Regions from separate parts of the Homo sapiens genome. Here region 2 is linked to region 1. A link is an interaction called in ENCODE POLR2A ChIA-PET data of the cell type or tissue named here. Cell type or tissue: Panc1. All regions are shown on one strand. Each heading gives the region's core, and the rest is flanking DNA. Links, peaks and the distances in the headings are about the cores only. Region 1 overlaps USP28 (ubiquitin specific peptidase 28). Region 2 overlaps USP28 (ubiquitin specific peptidase 28).

Region 1 (11,243 bases), core at 5,760-9,759:
CCTAAACTTTATCAGATTACTTTGCTTCACCTGACTGGGGAATGTACATTCTGACTTACAGGTGCCTTATCGCTTGCATGCAGTTCTTGTTCATGAAGGACAAGCAAATGCTGGACACTATTGGGCCTATATCTATAATCAACCCCGACAGAGCTGGCTCAAGTACAATGACATCTCTGTTACTGAATCTTCCTGGGAAGAAGTTGAAAGAGATTCCTATGGAGGCCTGAGAAATGTTAGTGCTTACTGTCTGATGTACATTAATGACAAACTACCCTACTTCAATGCAGGTAAAAGTATCTTGGCAGAATCTATAGATTGGGGAAAATCTGTACTGCTCAGGGAGAAGAACAGTCTTGTACTGCTTTTTAAAAAATTTACAACTTACTATTATATAATAATAGATTTAAAAAATATAGACAGTATAAAAGGAAATGAAAAGGAAAAACAAGTTTGCTTTACTACTTTCTTCCTTGACCATGGGTCCCACTCCCAACAAGTACACAATGTTAGGTTTCTTATGTAGTCTTCAAGACACATTGTATACATATGCTAGATTCTATTTATCTGTATCTTCCCCTCCCCCTTTTCCCCAAGTAGATTATTTTTCCATTCAACTCTGAACCTTTTTCATTAATCGAGTATTTAGCAATCTCTATATTTTTAGTAAAAGAATCTTAACTGTTTAACAACTATATAGTAATTCATTGTGTGGAATATACGTATTTTTAAAATTTACTCGTAGATAGACTAATTCTCTAGTTGTTGTTGTTTTTAGTGACATCTTTTTTTTTTCTTGCCCCATCTTATGGTGCTGATAGTACATATATTTTTGCACCCTTTGGAGAATAACTAAATTTTTTCTTTCTTTTTTTTTTGAGACATAGTCTTGCTTTGTCGCCCAGGCTGGAGTGCAGTGGCGCAATCTCAGCTCACTGCAACCTCCGCCTGCCAGGTTGAAGTGATTCTCCTGCCTCACTCTCGCAAGCAGCTGGAATTACAGGTGCCCACCACCATGCCCAGCTGATTTTTGTATTTTTAGTAGAAACGGTGTTTCACCATCTTGGCCAGGGTGTTTTTGAACTCCTCACCTCAGGTGATCTGCCTGCTTCGGCCTCTCAAAGTGCTGGGATTACAGTTGTGGGGCCCAGAATAACTAAATTTTACAGGTGTATTTGCCTGAATAGTTTCACAGTTGTTGTAATACTACTACTCATACAGAGAGCAATAATAATTATCATTTATATTGGTACTTTACTTCTTAAAGCATGCTTTCAAACTTTTATTTCTCTAAGAACTTACAGCTGTGAAAAGGAGGGAAAGAGTTTGAAAATGTTGTCATCTTCATTTTCCAGCTGGATAACAGATTCCAAAGGGTTCTAAAGTTGAGTAATCACATAGTCAATAAATGGCAGTCCCAAGATTCAAATACAATTCTCCAAATTCTGTGGTGTTTTCAATTTACATTATTCTCTCTTTCTTTCACATCCTCTATGAGAGGTCTTATGATGAACATTTTATAAGTAAGATAGTAGAAAGCTTTTGCCTGTAGTATTCAAACTTTACTGTGTGGCGTAAGTAAGGAAACATCGCCCCGGCATGGTGGTTCACGCCTGTAATCCCAGCACTTTGGGAGGCCAAGGCGGGCGGATCACTTGAGGCCAGGAGTTGAAGACCAACCTGGCCAACATGGTAAAACCCTGTGTCTACTAAAAATACATAAATTAGCTGGGCATGGTGGCACACACCTGTAATCCCACCTACTTGGGAGGCTGAGGCAGGAGAATTGCTTGAACCTGGGAGGCAAAGGTTGCAGTGAGCTGAGATCGTGCCACTGCACCCAGCCTGGGCAACAGAGTGAGACTTTGTCTCAAAAAAAACAAACATGTAAGGTGTTCTGTCCAGGCAGCACGTTATCTTTCTGATTTGCTAGTGTGGTTGGGGATTAGGGAATGGAGAGAATGATAAATGAACAGTAAGTAATCTTCACAATTGTATATTTATGCTGCGAAGGAATGAATAGCTGCTTGAATGTACTAGCTGTTGTTAATATATAGGAGCCTTGTTATTGCATGCATGGTTTATTTTTCTATTATAGAAACAAACAAGTGGAAACTGTCATTTGCTTAGTGAAAAGGCTGATTAATGGCAACCAGTAAGTGAATGTGTTAATCTGCTATAGACTTTTTTTGTTTGTTTTGGTCACAGGGTTAGAAAATGAAATTTTATATGTCATTGATATCCTTGCCATTAAAGCCAGGTATTATTGACCATTTCACCATTGTATCAAATTGCTTTCTCATAGTACTGAATTGTATGAAAGTTGGTGGTATAAATGTCTTGAAATTCATCTCTAACCTTTTTGAAATGGACATTCTTATCCGCCAAATGCAGTGGTTAAATGGATAAAACTGTTTATCTTGAAATTTTTATTGGCTCTAATGATTTTCTGAATTTCCCTGAAATGATTGGTATATCCAGTGATTGACAGTGACCAGTTTCCAAATCTTTTTTTTTTTTTTTTTTTTTTTGAGATGGAGTCTCACTCTGTCTCCCAGGCTGGAGCGCAGTGGCGCAACCTCAGCTTACTGCAACCTCCTCCTCCCAGGTTCAAGCGATTCTCCCACTTCAGCCTTCTAAGTAGCTGGGATTACAGGCATGCGCCACCACGCTTGACTAATTTTTGTATTTTTTTTAGTAGAGACAGGGTTTCACCATGTTGGCCAGGCTGGTCTTGAACTCCTACCTCAAGTGATTGGCCTGCCTTGGCCTCCCAAAGTGCTGGGATTACAGGCGTGAGCCACTGCACCCGGCCCACTTTCCATATCTTTAACTCTGTGTTATTCATTCACTTAGCAGATGTTTAATGAGTGCCTACTAAATGTCAGGCACTGTTATCAATTGTTGCCCTTACATTGTCCATACAGGTTGAGCATCCCACATGTGAATATCCAAAATCCCAAATGCTCCAAAATCCACAAAACTTTATGAGCCTTTTTCATTACATGATGCTGGAAGGGAATGCTCATTGGAGCATTTTGAATTTCAGATGTTGGATTTTAGGATTTGGGATGCTCAACTATAACTAATTGTGCAGATTTTCTAAAATATGAAAAAAATTTGAAGTCCAAAACAGTTCTAGTCCCAATCATTTTGGATAAGAGATACTCAGCCTGCATTTCTGATGGATTCTATGTGCATGTATTTTTAGTTAGGAGTAAGATAAAGATGAAATACCCTGCTTTCTTCTTTTCTAAAAAGGATGTTTTCGTTCCTTGTGACCTTTTAACTCTATCTTTGCTTTTCCTCAGAGGCAGCCCCAACTGAATCAGATCAAATGTCAGAAGTGGAAGCCCTATCTGTGGAACTCAAGCATTACATTCAGGAGGATAACTGGCGGTTTGAGCAGGAAGTAGAGGAGTGGGAAGAAGAGCAGTCTTGCAAAATCCCTCAAATGGAGTCCTCCACCAACTCCTCATCACAGGACTACTCTACATCACAAGGTATCTGAGAAGGCATTTATGCCAGTGATCCAGTAACATCTCATGCTGTACTCCCCTAGCCAGCCCTATACCCTTCAGCTGGCTAGGTGATGCCACAGTCTTCACAGTATATTTCATATACAGTTGGTATGCCAGGTACAACCTGATGGAATGAATTGTGGCATTAGAATGTGATTTCTGATGAACAGAAGCAGTATCAGAAAGACTAACTACCTGTGACCTTCACTGTGTATATAGTTTTGCTTATTTCCCAGGTTATGGGAGAAACTATGATAGGGTTAATAGGTAGACTTTATGAAAACCATTCTCCAAAGGTGATCTTCCTAAAAGATGCTTGTTTGTAGAAAGTTTTCTTAATGGATAGAAATATGACAAAGTTGGGAGTGCATTAAATTTTACAGAATCATCTGTGGGTTCAAAGTTTACAGACTTTATCAATAGAGTTCTTGCTGAAGTAGCCATTTCTTATAGTTATTAATTTCTAGGGAAAATCTGCATAGGCTTTTGTAAAAAGCTGTGTTAACAGGGTTGTATATTAAACTGTATACATTCTGCTTGCTTTTTATCTGAGTGTTCTAGACTATTTATCATTAGATGCTAAGACCTTTGTTCAATTCTTTATCAGAGCCTTCAGTAGCCTCTTCTCATGGGGTTCGCTGCTTGTCGTCTGAGCATGCTGTGATTGTAAAGGAGCAAACTGCCCAGGCTATTGCAAACACAGCCCGTGCCTATGAGAAGAGCGGTGTAGAAGCGGCACTGAGTGAGGTGAGAATGACTGGGAAGCCCAAGTTCAGGAGAGCCGGGCTTTCAGCAGCGATGGCCAGTTTTCTCACATTTCTATTATTCTGTGTCTCTGCTGCCTTTAACCAACCCCTATTTATTTCTCCTGTTTTTTCTTACTCTTTCTCCCCACTCTGCTGCCACAGCTTAAAGAAGCTGAACCCAAGAAGCCCATGCCCCAGGAAACAAACCTTGCAGAGCAGTCAGAACAGCCCCCAAAGGCTAATGATGCAGAGTCTACTGCCCAGCCTAATTCTGAGGTCTCTGAAGTCGAGATTCCCAGTGTGGGAAGGATTCTGGTTAGATCTGATGCAGATGGATATGATGAGGAGGTACAGAGATGAGTGCAGGATATAGTTGTTTGTTGTCAGTCTTATATTTCCTTCTCTTGTGACTATATTAAGGTATCTGCCAATAGCTGATATTTTCTCGTTGCAAAAAATGATTGTCAAGAAAGCCTATTTGGTTTTGACCTTAGTTACCATTATTTAAAAGATAGCCATGTTTCTATTGTATAGCGCTCCCAGCATATGTATATCTACCCAGGCTTATACTTAATGGGGCCACTGCAGAGTCTAGATGGCTCAGAAAAGTAAAATTAAGTTCCCTTTTTGGTATTATGGACAAAAGATTGCCTTCTAATTTAAAATAGGGAATCTTTTTTTTGGATATTAGTCCATTGTTTTACCTCCAGATATAAATTTTTCAGTTGTCCAGTGAGCTAAACAAATGTGGATTGAAGTTATTTTTAATTGTAAAGGAATTCTATAGGAAGAAGCTATAGAACCCCAAGTTGTTTGTTGTCTGTCTCCTCTTCAGTTGCACTGCACATAAACAATAATGAATTCTGTCTCTCTCAGATTTCTGTTTTTTTTCTGTGGGGTATTTAAAAAAAAAAATCATTGACAAGGCTGGGCACGGAGGTTTACGCCTATAATCCCAGCCCTTTGGGAGGCCAAGGCGGGTGGATCACCTCGGGTCGGGAGTTCAAGACCAGCCTGGCCAACATGGTGAAACCCCTGTCTCTACTAAAAATACAAAAATTAGCTGGGCATGGTGGCATACACCTATAATCCCAGCTACTTGGGAGGCTGAGGCAGGAGAACCGCTTGAACCCGGGAGGCGGAGGTTGCAGTGAGCTGAGATCACGCCATTGCACTCCAGCCTGGGCGACAGAGCGAGACTCTGTCTCCCAAAAAAAAAAAAAGTCCTTGAAAAGTTTTTACTTTATGGAGTCATATTTGTATAGTCGCTAGTTTCCAGACTATTTTAAATGTACTGTTTATCCTAGTAAAACTCTAAAGTATTTGTGTGTTTAAGATATACACCCAAAGTACAGAACTAAATTGGAATTCTGACCTTAGACACTTCCCCTCTGAGAACTATAATTTAACTTAATTCTTCAGCAGTGCCATATTGGGAGATATTTTTAGGCATACATCTTTCTTTATCCTACTGAATTAGAACATAGAGCGTAGGAATAGCTTGTCTTGGGCAGGGTGTTGACATTATATAGAAGGACAGAGGCAGTGGGTGCACATAGGAATGGGTGTGTGAAACTCAGCTTGCAATACATGCTGGCCAAAGAGCACACTGCTCTGCTGCCCTTTAGCACTCTGTTCAGCCTGCTTTCATACAGTCTTCTGCTGAACCTTTCTTCTCTCCTTTCTCTCTGTGTTTTGTGCCCCCTTGTGGTAGGTGATGCTGAGCCCTGCCATGCAAGGGGTCATCCTGGCCATAGCTAAAGCCCGTCAGACCTTTGACCGAGATGGGTCTGAAGCAGGGCTGATTAAGGTATCTCTGTTTTTAAAATTCTAATTCTTACAATATAGGCATCATAATATTGGGGAAATAATTCTATAAGAAGGGAAAAAATGGGGTTAAGGCTGGGTGTGGTGGTGTGTGCATGTAGTCCCAGCTACTCAGGAAGCTGAAGTAGAGGCTCACTTGAGCTCAGGAGTTGGAGGCTGAAATGTACTGTGATTGCACCACTGCACTCCAGCCTGGGCAACATAATGAGATCCCATCTCTTTAAAAATAAAAAGGACTGGGCACAGTGGCTCACACCTGTAATTTAGCACTTTGGGAGGCCCAGGAGGGAGGCTTGCTTGAAGCCAGGAGTTCAAAACCAGCCGGGTCAACATAGTGAGACCCCCATCTCTACTAAGGAATTTTTTTTTTTTTTAATTAGCTGGGCATGGTAGCACATACCTGTAGTCCCAGCTAATTTGGAGGCTGAGGCAGGAGGATCACTTGAGCCCAGGTGTTCAAGGTTGCAGTGAACCATGATTGTGCCACTGCATTCCAGTCTGGGTGACAGAGTGAGACCCTGTCTCCAAAAAATAAAAAAAAAGTCTTCTGTGAAGTGAAATATGAGACTTCCTTTCCTGTCCAACTGATGAACAAGCTGTTCACTTCTCTTCTCTTGACCCTAACCCAGCCTTGGCTAGCAGTAACATTCTCTGTGACACCTAGCCTAGAGGGCTTTTCATTGTTGTTGTTAGGAGTTGTCTGTTAGTAACACTGAGTTAGATTGTGCCTTTGTAATTTTGAGGCCATAACAAAGTAGGCTGTGTTTTTAAAAATACTTGAGTAAAATTGCATTTGTATAGATTCTTTAAGTTTAAGTCATTGACACACAAGGATCTGCCTTTTATAACAATTAAAACTAAATATTTGTTTTTCTGAGAACTTTATGAGAAAACTGAATTTCTTAAGAGTACAGTAGGCTGGGCGCAGTGGCTCATGCCTGTAATCCCAGCACTTTGGGAGGCCAAAGTGGGTGGATTGCTTGAGCTCAGGAGTTTGAGACCAGCCTGGGCAACATGGCGAAACCCAATCTCTATCAAAAATACAAAAATTAACTGGGCATGGTGGTATATGCCTGTAGTCCCAGCTACTTGGGAGGCTGAGGTGGGAGGATCACCTGAGCCCAGGAGTTCAGGGCTGCAGTGAGCTGTGATCATGTCACTGAACTCCAGCCTGGGTGACAAAGTGATACTCTGTCTCAAAAAAAAAAAAAAGTACAGTATGTTTTTGGTGCCAGAATGCTAAAAGAGTTTCATCCCTTATGAAATGCAAGAAACTTAAAAATTCCATAGTTGTTTTTGTAATTCGATATGAATTTTTTAGAAGTCTTTTTAGAGTCAAGAGACTGCCTAGCTCCTAGGCATCAATTTCTGTGTGCAGAAGCCCACAGCACACTATTTTCTAACCATTGATTCTGCCCTTAATAGGCATTCCATGAAGAATACTCCAGGCTCTATCAGCTTGCCAAAGAGACCCCCACCTCTCACAGTGATCCTCGACTTCAGCATGTCCTTGTCTACTTTTTCCAAAATGAAGCACCCAAAAGGGTAGTAGAACGAACCCTTCTGGAACAGTTTGCAGATAAAAATCTTAGCTATGATGAAAGGTGAGAAGAGAATATTCAGGTGAATCCCTTGGTCTGGGTTGGGCTAGATGGACTCCTCTGTTGGGGAAGTTTTGCCCTGTGCCTTTTCATTGCTTTCTGAACTTTGTCCCACACAGATCAATCAGCATTATGAAGGTGGCTCAAGCGAAACTGAAGGAAATTGGTCCAGATGACATGAATATGGAAGAGTACAAGGTAAAGTGTTTTCTTTAAGTCTATAGAGCAAAAACATTAATTCCTGAGGTAAATGGTACCTGAGGCAAAATAAACAATTTTGTGCTATTACAAACTGACTTGTTCTTCCACTTTCCCCTCAAAATCCTGGTAAAGAATGGATAAATGATATTTTCTTGCCCTCAGAATAGCAGGTCTCTTTATTTTCATTCTTCATTTAGAGTGAGTCAACATTTCACTTCCCTTAAATACCTATTTTAGCCTTGTCCTAGGCAGTAAAATTCTTGAAATCATGCTTTTGGTTTGTTTTAAATGATAAAGTTTTAAAAATACGCATTAAAATACATAGCTACACATGTTTTCAATTGCATCCCATGTAAAACAATGTTATGTACCACCCAAGGTGTATTCACCACACTTACTGAACTTGAACTTGCTCTGTATGACTAGAAATGTCCGTGTCCTTCCATATTTTCAATATCTGGATGGTTTTACCAGTCCTAAAGAGGTCATTCACTTAAGCTAGAGCTGAATATCTTTTACATAGCTGTTAGAAATTAGGATAAAATCCGAAGCTCGTAGGAAATAAGTACTTCTGTTACTCAAGTGAAAGGAACAGAACATTGAAAATTAAGGTCAGTGGTAGACTTTTATTTTAAATGTTGAGTAGGTTTTTATCTGAAAGCTTTTGTTTGTTATTTTTGTGGCTAGCCAGATGTGCTCAGTAAATATTTGTAATGAATTTAAAACTTAGATGGGAAGGACACTAACAATCTATTATGATCATGATTATTAATAATCGTCATTCTTTTTCAGAAGTGGCATGAAGATTATAGTTTGTTCCGAAAAGTGTCTGTGTATCTCCTAACAGGCCTAGAACTCTATCAAAAAGGAAAGTATGTTGGCCTTTTATTTTACCAAGATTATTAGTCAGGATGCTGTTCTCTGTAGATGCCTACCTGGGAATACTAAGAGTCACAGCCATGCATAACCTCCCTTGTCACATACACTAGTGTGCCTCTTCTCTTGCAGTGCTTTGGTTTTGCTCTAAACATCACACATGGTTTTTCATCCTTCAAATGATTAGATGTATTAGCTGCGAGATAATATTGTGCCAGGCTGTCTTTGTGATCAATGAAGATGAACTCAGAAAATGAATTTTTGAGTTGACATAGACCCTAGTGAGCATTTCTTGTTTTAGAGATGGGAAAACCTGAGGCCTAGGGAAGTTTCATATTTGCTTTGGATGGCTAGGCCAATTTGTAGAAGAGATGAGACTGGCTACGGTCTTTGGTCCTTCACTTTTTCAGAATTGCAGCCAAGTAGGTTCTTGAAATGGGGAAAAGTGAGGTCTAAGCCCTAGATTTTAGTAAAAGAGCACTCAGCTGTTGTTTATCTCCCATTTTTCTAAGGTACCAAGAGGCACTTTCCTACCTGGTATATGCCTACCAGAGCAATGCTGCCCTGCTGATGAAGGGGCCCCGCCGGGGGGTCAAAGAATCCGTGATTGCTTTATACCGAAGAAAATGCCTTCTGGTTTGTACTGTTTGTAAAGCCTTAAGGTTTTTTTGTTGTTTACCTCTGCTCCTTGAAGCCAGGAAAATATATGGCTTTCAAAACAGACTATCTCCAACAGGTTGTAGATTTCCCCCCAAAATTCTCATGAACAGTTTTACATTGGAACAGGTTTTTTTTCAGTTACTTTTAGTGAATGTCATTCTTCTTCAATGATAACTGATAGAAGTTAAGATGAGAATCAGTCATCCCTCTGTGTGCCCTTCATGTATGCCTGCATTATAGATTTTATCACATTGCTTTCCTACTAGGTTGTAAATTCCTTGAGCTCAGATCCTTTTCTCACTCAGCCATTTCCTCTGTGCCTGTCATGTAGGAACCATGTAATAAATGTGTGTGGAAGGAATGCAGCATTTTTTCCATGTTCACATTTAAGCTGGTAGACTTAAAGTTTTAGTGACTTCTGACACTCCATTTTTTTAAAATAAAGGTAGGAACTGTAAGAATTGGTCCTGCTGTTCTGATAACATCATTGTCACATACTAGTGAAGACTAACTCTCTCCTGGCCTGATTTGCACTGTATAACTACATGGAAAGGCAGACCTACATCCCCTTGCCTCCCCAGGGGTTTATGTGATGTGTGTCCTTTGGAGAACTGTAAAGGGGTGGCCTGCCTTCAGAGTGTGGGCTTGTGTGTGTTTTCACCAATACCCAGCAAATTTGCCCTTCACAGAAGTCAGGCCAATATTTCTACCACTGCCTTTACCTTGTTCATACCGAATGGGTGAGATTAAGTCATGACATATACTCAATAGCTTTATTTTCTGATTTATACTTTGACATCTGTATTAGTTATAGGTGTGGCAGGGCCACTTTGAAGCTGAAAAGGGATCTTGTTGGTTTGATGGATCTGAATTTTATTAGAGCCATGTTTTTATATTTTAAATCACCAAATAGATTGACATTTTGAATATCCTACTCAGCTTCTGAAGTAATGCAATTATAGGGATTTAGACTCTTTCCATTATTGAGTCCCAACCCCTAGTGTGCATCAGAATCATATAGGGAGCTTTCAGACAGTCGTGAAGCTCAGGCCTCTCCCTAGCAATTAAACCAGAATCCCTGGGAAGGGCCCTGGGCATCAGTGTGTCTTCTGCAGGTGATTCTGATGCTCAGAGGAGATAGACAACCAGTGAACAGGTCTTTGGTTGAAACAGGTGTTAAGCATGACCTTGACTTACAAGTTTAGGCCAATGGGTCATAAACTTTACAGCATTAGAATCACTTTGGGAGCTTTCATAAAATCCCAGTGTCCCGGTCATCTAAACACTAATTAAATCAGCTTATCAGAAGTGGGAACCAGGCATCAGTAGTTTTTAAAGATCCCTAAGTACATCCAATGTGCAGTAAAGTTTGGGAACCACTTGTTTAGACTGTTATTAAAGAGATATTTATCTTTTTCAGACTCTTCCCCACCTAATTCTACCTTTTATCTGTAGGAGCTGAATGCCAAAGCAGCTTCTCTTTTTGAAACAAATGATGATCACTCCGTAACTGAGGGCATTAATGTGATGAATGAACTGATCATCCCCTGCATTCACCTTATCATTAATAATGACATTTCCAAGGATGATCTGGATGCCATTGAGGTCATGAGAAACCATTGGTGCTCTTACCTTGGGCAAGATATTGCAGGTATATGCTCTTGGTAATAATATTCTGAGGTTTTGAGAATTGTAGAAATTTCAGTGTTCTCACTTGATAGCACTGGTTGCCAAACCTTTTTAAGGAATTGGAACCTTCTAGCATATAAGTAAATTAAAAATGGATCTGCTCTATTGAAACAAGAGGAGGG
Region 2 (11,243 bases), core at 3,444-7,443, 56 kb before region 1:
ATTTCTTTTTTCTTTTTTTTTCCCCAAGACAGAGTCTGGCTCTGTCACCTAGGCTGGAGTGCAGTGGTCTGATCTCGGCTCACTGCAACCTCTGCCTCCTGGGTTCAAGTGATTCTCTTGCTTCAGCCTCCCAGGAAGCTGGGATTACAGGCGCGTGCCAACACACCTGGCTAATATTTGTATTTTTAGTGGAGATGGTTTCACCATGTTGGCCAGGCTGGTCTTGAACTCCTGACCTTAGGTGATCCACATTGGCCTCCCGGAGTGCTCGGATTACAGGCATGAGCCACCGTGCCCGGCCAGCACTGTATATTTCTTGTTGGATTTCTTGATGTATGTGTTTATTTCTTGAATTTGTATACCGGTTGTCTTTTCACTTTCTTGATAATGCCCTTTGATGCAGAAAAGTACATCAGCCCACTTCAGTGTCCCAAGTAGCTGGGACTACAGGTACACACCACCATGCCTGGCTCAAAAGTGTTATTATTTTTTTCTTTTGTTGCTTGTGCTTTTGGTGTCATAGCTGAGAATCCATTGACAAATCCAAGGTCATGAAGACTTATCTCTGTGTTCTAAGAATTTTATAGTTTTAGTTATTTATTTAGGTTGTTGATCCATTTTGAGGAATTTTTGTGTATTGTGTGAGGTAGGGGTCCAGTGTGATTCTTCTGCTGTGGATATCCAGTTGTACCAATACCATTTGTTGAAGACATGATTTTTCCCCCATCAAATGGTGTTGGCACTCTGGTTGAAAATCAGTTGACCACAGATACGAGTTTATTTCTGGATTCTCAGTTCTATTCTGTTGGTCTATATATCTGTCCTTATGCCAGTACTACACTGTTATGATAACCGTAGCTTTGGATTAATACTAAGTTTTGATATAAGAAGTGTGAGTCCTCCAACTTTGTTCTTCTTTTCAATGTTGTTTTAGTTCTTCCAGGTCCTTTGAAATTCTGTGTGAATTTGAGGATCAGCTTTTCTGTTTCTGCAAGAAAGGCCAAAGCATTGCAGCTCTTTTAGAATTTGTCTAGCAGGTTTTCTGGTTTTCACTAGAGTTCCCCGCAACCCCCAGCCACACGCACACACAAAGGACCATTGGAATTTTGATAGGGATTACATTGAACTTTTGAATTGCTTTGAGTAGTATTGCCACCTTCACAGTATTAAGTCTTCGTGGCCAGACGCAGTGCCTCACGCCTGTAATCACTTTGGGAAGAGGCCGAGACGGGGGGGATTGCTTGACCTCAGGAGTTCAAGACCAGCCTGGGCAACGTGGTGAAACCTCACCTTTACCGAAAATATGAAAAATCTTAGTTGGGCTTGATGGCACACATCTGTGTTCCCACCTACTTGGGAGGCTGAGGAGGGAGGATCGCTTGAGCTTACAGGGTGGAGGTTGAGGTGTACTCTAGCCTGGGTGACAGAGACAGACCCCATCTCCAAAAAACAATACTGTCTTCATGATGGTTAAGTTAATGTGTCAGTTGACTGGGCCATGAGGTATGTATGCAGACATTTGGTCAAACATTATTCTAGGTGTGTCTGTGAGCGTGATTCTGGATAAGATTAACATTGAATCAGTAGACTGTGTAGAGCAGTTTGAACTCCCTAATGTGGGTAGTGGGCCTCATTCAATCAAGACCTGAATAGAACAAAAATGCTGAGTAAGAGGAAACTTTGCTTGCCTGACTACTTGAGCTGGGACATTGATTTTCCTTGGTCCTGGCACTGGAACTTAGACAACCATCAGCTCTTTTGGTTCACAGGACTTCAGACTCAGACTGGAACTTACACACTCAACTTTCCTGGTTCTTGGGTCTCATACTTACACTAACACTACACCGCTGGTCTCCTGGTTCTCCAGCTTGCTAACTGCAGATCTTGAGACTTCTCAGTCTCCGCAGTCATGTGAGCCAATTCCTTATAATAAATTTCACCTCTTATATTTATCTCCTTTTGCTTCTGTTTCTCTGGGGAACTCTGACTAGTACAGTTTTCCAGTTCATGAACCTGGATGTTTTTCAATTTATTTAGGTCTTTAACTTCTTTCATCAGTTTTTTTACCTTTTTTTTGAGACAGAGTCTCACTCTGTTGCCCAGGCTGGAGTGCAGTGGTGAGATCTTGGCTCACTGCAGCCTCCACCTCTGGAGTTCAAGGGATTCTCCCGCCTCAGCCTCCCGAGTAGCTGGGACTACAGGCACATGCCACCATGCCTGGCTAATTTTTTGTATTTTTAGTAGAGATGGGGGTTTCACCATGTTGGCCAGGCTGGTCTCAAACTCCTGACCTCAGGTGATCCATCCGCCTCAGCTTCCCAAAGTGCTGGGATTACAGGCGTGAGCCACCGTGACCAGCAATTTTTTTTTTCGAGACGGAGTCTCGCTGTGTCGCCCAGGCTGGAGTGCAGTGGCGCGATCTCGGCTCACTGCAAGCTCCGCCTCCCGGGTTCATGCCATTCTCCTGCCTCAGCCTCCCGAGTAGCTGGGACTACAGGCGCCGGCCACCATGCCCGGCTAATTTTTTGTATTTTTAGTAGAGACAGGGTTTCACCGTGTTAGTCAGGATGGTCTCGATCTCCTGACCTTGTGATCCGGCCGCCTCAGCCTCCCAAAGTGCTGGGATTACAGGCGTGAGCCACCGCGCCCGGCCTAATTTTTTTTTTTTTTTTTGAGACAGGGTCTCACTCTGTTGCCAGGCTGGAGCGCAGTGGCACAATGTTGGCTCACTGCAACCTCCATCTTCTGGGCTCAAGCAATCCTCCCACTTCAGCCTTCTGAGAAGCTGGGACTACAGGCACGCGCCACCACACCCGACTAATTTTTGTGTTTTCTGTAGAGATGTGTTTTGCCACGTTGCTCAGGCTGGTCTCGAACACTTCAGCTCAAGCAATCTGCCCGCCTCAGCCTCCCAAAGTGCTGGGATTACAGGTGTGAGCCATCGCACCCAGCCTCAGCAGTGACCCACTGCGCCCGGCCCAGGTTTTTTACCTCTTTGGTCAAATTTATTCCTAAGTATTTTATTCTTTAGGATGCTATTGTAAATGTAATTTTTTTTTAATTTCCTTTTTGATTTCTTATTGCTGTTTTATAAAAACACAACTGAATTTTGCCTGTTTACCTTGAAGCTGCTGAATTTGTTTACCAGCTCTGGTAACTTTTTTGCAGAATCTTTGGGATTTTGTATATATAGGATCATGTCATTTTGTGAATACTGTTTTACTTTTTTATACTTTATAATTTAGGTGCCATTTATTTTTTATTCTTGCCTGGTTGCTCTGGCTTAAACTTCCAGTACAGTGTTGAATAGCAGTGGTGAAAGTGGGCATCTTTGTCTTGTTCCTGATTTTAGGGGTAAAGCTTTCAGCCTTTCACCATTGAATATGATCTTAACTCTTGGTTTTTTTATAAAGGCCCTGTATCATGTTGAGGGAATTACCTTTTATTCCTAGTTTTCTGATTGTTTTTATTATGAATGTGTGTTGGATTTTGTCAGATGTTTTTCTGTATCAATCAAGGTGACCATTGTTTTTTTTCTCCTTCATTCTGTTGGTGTGGTATATCACATTGTTTGGTTTCCTTTTATGTTATTGGCAATGGCATTCTCTTAGGCATCCATTGCAAATGTATGACTAAGCTTTCTCTCTTCATTCTTTGAGATGTTCAGAGTATGTCCTACTTTGATGTTTTGCCTACCAGCATCCTGCCTCTCTCGTCACAGTTCGTTTACTCAGTAGCCCTGTAACTCAAGCTTTCTTTTCCTAGTGTCATCCCACGTTGAACCAGTTGTTCACGTGGGCTAGATTAATCCACTTAAATGCCTTTTCTTCCTTCGTATATCTTCCCTGCTGAGGAGCCTGCAGTGATTATCCATTGTTCATCAGATCAAACCTAAACTCTTCCTGACATTTAGAACCCTTTGTAATCCAATCCCACATCACCTCTCTGATCTCTGTTATTTATTTATTTGAGACAGAGTCTTGCTCTTGTCGCCCAGGCTGGAGTACAGTGGCGCAGTCTCAGCTCACTGCAACCTCCGCCTCCTGGGTTCAAGCCATTCTCCTGCCTTAGCCTCCCAAGTAGCTGGGATTACAGGCACCTGTCACCACACCCAGCTAATTTTTGTATTTTTAGTAGAGATGGGGTTTCACCGTGTTGGCCAGGCTGGTCTTGAACTCCTGACCTCAGGTGATCCGCCCGCCTCAGCCCCGTAAAGTGCTGGGATTACAGGCGTGAGCCACCACACCCAGCAATCTCTGTTATTTATTAAAAATAGAAACTACACACGAAGACCCAGCTAGTAATAACTTAAAATTTTACCATTGCTATATTTCTAAAACTGTAAGCATGTAAATTTGATTTCTCATATCTTTCCCTGATATTTTCCCAGTTTTTCAATTAGCCCTACCAATATGTTGTTAAAAATTGTATTTTCCTTCATTTTTGGAGATGTGTTCGATATGTTTGTCAGCCTCATTTCTCATATTTAGTTGGAACATGTATTCAAAGAAATGAAAAATATTGTCTTAATGTATTCTAAAATAAGGAAAAAGCAAGGTATAGGACATTATGTATCATATGAAAAAATATATTCATGTGCATAGACAATTTCGGGAAAGATAACAGAAACTGTTAATGGTAGTAGCCCCTGGGAAATAGAACTAGGTCGGGAAGAAGGTGATTTCCTTTTCATTTTATACCCTTTTGTACTATTGGAATCTCTTAGTACATGTGAAGAAAGAGATGGAAAAAATTTAAAAAGTAAATAATGATTAATTCCTTTTTTTTCTTGTTTTTAAGTCCCAGTTTTAACCCCTCTACATGATATAATAGTGGCTAAATTTTAAACACTTTTAATGGTTTTTAAAAACTTTAAGCCAGTTAATAAACTCAAACAGGCATTTTCATCATGTACTGACATTTGCATCATTCACAAAAATTATCAAGTAGTCTATTTCAGGGAATTTAGCTGTGTCCACAGAAAGCTGCTGTTTATCTTTTTTAGACAGCCATATTCTTATGGCTACTTTAGGTTTCTATTCCATGAATAAATTGGATCAGCAGGGCATTGTTGCTGGAAGAAAAACTGAAAAAATACCAAGGCTTTTGAGGGCCATTCCTTGTTTTATGGAGGTTGGAAAGGTTAGCAACCATCTCTGTTGTCCAGACAGAGGTGGTTTTTTTTTTTTTTTTGAGGTGTAGTCTCGCTTTGTCGCCCAGGCTGGAGTGGAATGCAGTGGTGCGATCTTGGCTCACTGCAACCTCCACCTCCAGGTTCACGCCAGGTTCTCCTGCCTCAGCCTCCCGAGTAGCTGGGACTACCGGTGCCTGCCACCTCGCCCATCTAATTTTTTGTGTTTTTAGTAGAGACGGAGTTTCACTGTGTTAGCCAGGATGGCCTCGGGCTCCTGACCTCGTGATCTGCCTGCCTCGGCCTCCCAAAGTGCTGGGATTACAGGCATGAGCCACCAAGCCCGGCCCTTATTTTTTTTTTTTTCGAGACACAGTCTTGCTCTGTTGTGCAGGCTGGAGTGCAGCGGTGCAATCTTGGCTCACTTCAAGCTCCGCCTCCCAGGTTCAAGCAATTCCTCTGCCTCAGCCTCCCGAGTAGCTGGGACTACAGGTGCCCGCCACCATGCCTGGCAAATTTTTGTATTTTTTTTTTCTTTAGTAGAGATGGGGTTTCACCATATTGGCCAGGCTGGTCTTGAACTCCTGACCTTGTGATCCGCCTGCCTTCACCTTCCAAAGTGCTGGGATCACAGACATGAGCCACTGCACCTGGCCAGAGTTTTTGGCATTGATACTATATGTTTTCTTTGACTCTTCAGTTGGTTTTGTTTTTGTTTTTTGTTTTTTCTTTTTTTTTTTTTTGCTTCCCTTGGGTACTTAAGTTTTATTTTATAATTGCGAACCAGATCTTTAGCTTTGGAAGGAATTTTATTAGGCACACCTTGGTAGTTCTTTGGAGTAAGGGAACATTTATTAATTATTTACTTAGTTGTAAATTTAGAAATGTCTTTGTAAGACTAGACAATTGATATCAGGAAATATGTGCATCAGAATGATGAAAATAGCATCACTGTTTGAAGGAATGGAATAACCTATAAAGCTTCTCATCACAATGCTAAATTAGGAGTTTTAACGATTAGTAATGAAATATTTTGCATTATTTCATCAGAGAGTTTTAACCTAGTTACTGTGGGATCAGGCCAGGTATTGATTGTTACAGAAACTTGATAGCTTAAGGTTTTTAGTGTCTGAATAATCTTGTTAATTGCTGATTGTGGGTGAGTTGTTTTTGCTCTAAGAAAATCTCCTTCCTGAGAAGTGGGCTAGATTGCACCAAAACCACTGAGTAGCAGTGAGGTCAAAAAGCTTGAGTTCCTTCCTGGTAAAGGTTTGTGTTTGCCTGTCTTTCTTTACTGCCTCTGGGCAAGAAAAGGGAGTACTTTTTGTTTTGTGAAAACAATGTGAATTTAGCTCAGGAAATGCAAACCTGTTGGCTCTTGCAAGTTATTTGACTTCATTGTGAGAGGAGTACAGGCTTTGTCTTGTCTCCTTGTTGGGTGTGTACTTTACATATAGCAAGGTAGAGTGAAGTTAATATTTAAATCCTCTTTCTGTGAAGTTCAGGTGAAGTGAGTTAGTAATATGGTAGGATCCTGATGGGTTTAGTGTTACTGTAAAATTAATATTTATATAAATATATATATATAGTACGAGGATTTGGAGTGCGGGTTCTGTTAAGAACTTTAGCTAAATCTTTACAAGACTGGGTCATGTCATAGCATTTGTATATGTATATAAATAATGCATGTGAAATTTGTTATTCATACCATACTCTTTACATTTTATTTTTATTTTTAAATTATGGAACACTTCATGAATTTGCATGTTATTCTTGCACAGGGTCCATGCTAATCTCTGTATTGTTCCAATTTTAGTTAATGTACTGCTCAAGCAAGCACTTAGACCCTTAATAGCTATGTGTTTTATAGCTATCTTTGATTTAGCTTTTAATTCAAGTCATTTGATGATAAATAGATTTTGTAAACCTTAATTTCCTAACGTGTGCAATGCCTGCCTTTGTTATTAGGATTACATGCATGTAAGGTGCCTGTTTCCTGTCATATGTTAAGCCAGGTATGGTGATGTGTGCCTGTAGTCCCAACAACCTGGAAGGCTGTGGTGGGAGGATCCTTTGAGTCCAGCAGTTAGGCCAGCCTGGTCAACATAGCGAGACCCCCATTTCCAAAAAGAAAAAAAAATTAAAGTAGTTGTTCAATAAATGTTAGTTCTCATTATTATCAGCACTGTCCTATGGATGATTCAAATTAGGCAGTGTACTGCATGATTCTTCCTTTAAAGAAGGCAAGAATTTCATATTTAAAACAATTAGAGAACAGGCCTGGCCCGGTGGCTCATGCCTGTAATCCCAACACTTTGGGAGGCCGAGGTGGGTGGATCACTTGAGGTAAGAGTTTGGGACCAGCCTGGCCAACATGATGAATCCTCATCTCTACTAAAAATACAAAAATTAGCTAGGCGTGGTGGTGGGTGCCTATAATCCCAGCTGCTCAGGTGGCTGAGGCAGGAGAATCGCTTGAACCCAAGAGGTGGAGTTTGCAGTGAGCTGAGATTGCGCCGCTGCGCTCCAGCCTGGGTGACAGCAAGACTCCGTCTCAAAAAAAATTAAAATAAAATAAAACAATTAGAGAACCACATGATGAGGAATATCAAGTGAAGACAGGGAGCCACATTCAGTCACAGGCGTATTCATTTCCTTAACATGGGAGATGAGAAAGGGGAGAGAACAGTATGGGCCAGAGTTCTTAGAAGGACTTCATATGGAGGAGGTAAGACAAATATAACCCCTGAATGTAGTTGGCATACCATAGTTTAATAATGTAGGTGGTATTACTAGTGATTTTAGGAGCAACAGTCTATGCATGAGAGAATGAGTTTGCAGTAAGGAACTGAGAGGAGAAAAGGTGGAACAGGCTAAGGGGGGATCAGGTAATGGTCTTTGAATGACAAGATGAGGAATTTGGATTTGAATTTCCATGTAGAACATTGTTGTTGGAGCTATACAAAATTATTTTACATAGTTGTCATCTCTACCCAGTAGCCTTTAAAAAAAGGTCACTAGGCCAGGTGCAGTGGCTCACGCCTGTAACCCCAGTACTTTGGGAGGCTGAGACAGGTGGATCACTTGAGGCCAGAAGTTTGAGACCAGCCTGGCCAACATGGAGAAACCCCATGTCTACTAAAAATAGGAAAACTAGCTGGGCGTGGTGGTGGGCACCCGTAGTCCCAACTACTCGGGAAGCTGAGGTGGGAGAGTCACCTGAGCCTGGGATGCCGAGGCTGCAGTGAGCTAAGATTGTACCATGCTATTGCACTCCAGTCTGGGCCACAGAGCGAGACCCTGTCTCAAAAAAAAAAGGAAACGAAAGAGTTTATTTTCCTTTCCTGATTGTGTTATCCCAGATATATTGATGTCCACTGCTACCTATTACAAAATGGAGAAAGAGGAATGGTAATATTACAGTGTAACTGACTTTAATCCAAGGTCAAATGTAAATAATTAGTAAATTAGTATTTGGATACTATATTTCATTGATTCACATTTATTTGGCATTCTGAGATCTCTGAGATCAAGATGTTCTTAACATTTTTACTATCATCCAAGTAGCAGATGTGATGTTGTCATTGTCTGCACTTGTATGAACCTGGTCATAGCTGTTACTATTGTTATAACAACAGTTGACAGTCTGTTAGTACCACATGGTTTACTTGCCATTGCGTATGTCACTTAAAAATTTACACTGTGATTCAACATTGAGATTAAAACAAAACAAAAAAACCAAAAAACCTGTGTATGAAGAAAGGCATGGAAGCAGAATGGCGGGGTATAAATTTGATTTTATATGAAGCAAAATATTTACCTTTGGAGGAATGTTTACAGTTTCAGATTTTCTTGCAAAGCTACAGTCAAGTGCTTTATGCAACCCAGAAGGGAAGATAGCATAAATGTATTATGCTGTGTTAAGTTTTGTTGCCGAGAAATATGTGAAAGAATTGCCTATCACATGCCAAGCAGTGCACCTGGAAGCAGGGGAAATTGCTGTATTCCTCAACATAAATGAAAAAGTTCAGAGATTTAAGAAGCTAGTGTGACTTATTTATATGTCTCCCAGGACTGCCGTGAAGACATTGTGTCATAGTTCAAGTGGCAGCAGTTTTCCTTTCTTTGTTTTCAACCGATGGCACCTTAGATTTAGTCAAATGTAATATTTACCTCTCTACTTCTGATGATAGCTGGTTTAGAACAGATTGCACTACTAAGTAATCAAACTTGTGATTGTATAAGGACAAGCAGATTTTTAAAATAAACTTGTTAGGGTGCAAAGATCAAGGTCAAAATATAAAAATAGGCTGGGTGTGGTGGCTCACACCTGTAATCCTAGCACTTTGGGAGGCTGAGGCAGGAGAATCGCTTGAACCCGGGAGTCGGAGGTTGCAGTGAGCCGAGATTGCTCCATTGCACTCCAGCCTGGGCGACACAGTGAGACTCTGTCTCAGAAATAAATAAATAAATAAAAATAAATAAAACATACAAGAATAAGATATTTGCGTTTTTTTGCATTAGATAGGTATTCTTGCCTATCTTTTTGTCTTCTCAGATACAGCGTGGTATAGTGCATCCCTTATCAGCAGTAACTTTGTGTAAAGTTAATCTCTCTGTGCCTCAGCTTTTTGTAGGACAGGCGTAATACCTATGTCATAGGTCTGTTATGAGGGTTCAGTGAGTTAAATTAGTTAATACTTGCTAAGTGTTTATAGCAGCACCTGGCTAAAAGTAAGCAGTATATGTTAGCTATTACTTTTTACTGGATTATTTTCTCTGAATCATAAATGTTAATTTTTATACAGAATAATTCCCAATGAAGATGGGATTATCCCATTGTTACCTTCTTGACGCTAGTTTGGTATTAATATACTACTGATTCCCCCTCTCGATTATTCCACCCTTTTTTGGGTATATTGATGTTGATCTTTTAGAAAATTATGTGTGATTTGTGTGAGATACATAGATTCATACCGCTTTTATACAGTAAAATCAAATGGAATTAGAATTAGTTTAAAACAACTAGTATTTAATTTTTCTAAAAATTACATGCTTGCGATTTTAGTTTTTGCTCAGGCTGAATCTGGATACCTTTTAGTATGATAATCACTCTCCCAGTGCACAGGCAATGACTGGAGTTGACAAGACTCATAGCGTGAAAGTCTGCTGGTCTCAGCAGGGTAGGATTCCATTTGTAGCCTATGACTATAGTCTGACTACAGCAGAACGACTGTTGGTGCTTCTTTGAGGACTTTATTTATTTATTTATTGAGACGGAGTTGTGCTCTTGTTGCCCAGGCTAGAGTTGCAATGCCGCGATCTTGGCTCACTGCAACCTCCACCTCCTGGGTTCAAGCAATTCTCCTGCCTCAGCCTCCTGAGTAGCTGGGATTACAGGCACGTGCCACCACGCCCAACTGATTTTGTATTTTTAGTAGAGACGGGGCCATGTTGGTCAGGCTGGTCTCGAACTCCCAACCTCAAGTGATCTGCCCACCCTGGCCTCCCAAAGTGCTGGGATTACAGGCATGAGCCACCATGCCCGACCTCTTTAGGACTTTAGAGGGATGTTTCAGTTAGTTATTTCTAGTTGTGTAATACTTTAGTGTTGCATTGGGCCCACAGCTGTTGAAGAACATAAGATACTGTTTCTATTATAGCTGGGAGTAAATGTAGGCTATCTCTCTGAGACATACTACTAACTTAATTTAAGCATAACCTTAGGAATGGTATAAATTAGATTTCTTGTTGCTGAATTAATTTCGAACTACTTTGTTTTCAACATTCATCTAAAAAGATCATTGTGTCTCAAGTTGGGCCAGCCAGTTGTTTAGATTGAGCTGTACTTGCAAATCGGTGTTTTGTATTGTCTTTGTGTAAAACAGGATAAAATGATAGAGTGAAGATGTTAAGGCTGAAGGGGTTGTAAACTGATTTTGTGTTAGCTGGAAGTTAACAATTTAGGTTTTTCCATGATTTAGGTTAATGAAGAGAAAACATTTCATACTTTATACCCTTTGAAATTATGTATTTAATTGAGAAAATTCTAGCTTTAGCTGTACTTTTTAATTAGTCAAACACAGAGTTTTAAATATGTTGGTGTTATCAT

The links. Peaks named below come from ENCODE experiments on the same cell type or tissue, not always from the same donor. Only the 100,000 strongest peaks of a DNase experiment are listed, where the experiment ranks them.
Region 2: POLR2A ChIA-PET joins it to region 1 with 7 read pairs; 7 of 35 experiments call an interaction of 5 or more read pairs at or near these places.

What each region holds. Positions count from the first base shown.
Region 1 is chr11:113,801,323-113,812,565 of GRCh38, reverse strand. USP28 (ubiquitin specific peptidase 28) reads left to right here. Exons shown (of 26, transcript NM_001346252.4): 16 at 62-290; 17 at 3,312-3,503; 18 at 4,129-4,268; 19 at 4,430-4,615; 20 at 5,982-6,077; 21 at 7,520-7,698; 22 at 7,815-7,893; 23 at 8,689-8,768; 24 at 9,285-9,408; 25 at 10,888-11,083. Among named protein-coding and RNA genes, the nearest start is that of CLDN25, 27 kb to the right of the region's middle. RefSeq lists a silencer at 5,881-5,930. In Panc1, for the core only: CTCF peaks have their summits at 5,774 and 5,975 (motif pointing left); no DNase peak of the experiment used is centred there.
Region 2 is chr11:113,855,074-113,866,316 of GRCh38, reverse strand. All of the region lies in intron 1 of USP28 (ubiquitin specific peptidase 28), which reads left to right. LOC124902821 (U7 small nuclear RNA) reads left to right here and starts at 1,004; the gene lies at 1,004-1,065. It also overlaps the pseudogene RNU6-1107P. In Panc1, for the core only: no CTCF peak of the experiment used is centred there; no DNase peak of the experiment used is centred there; H3K27ac peaks cover 646 bases.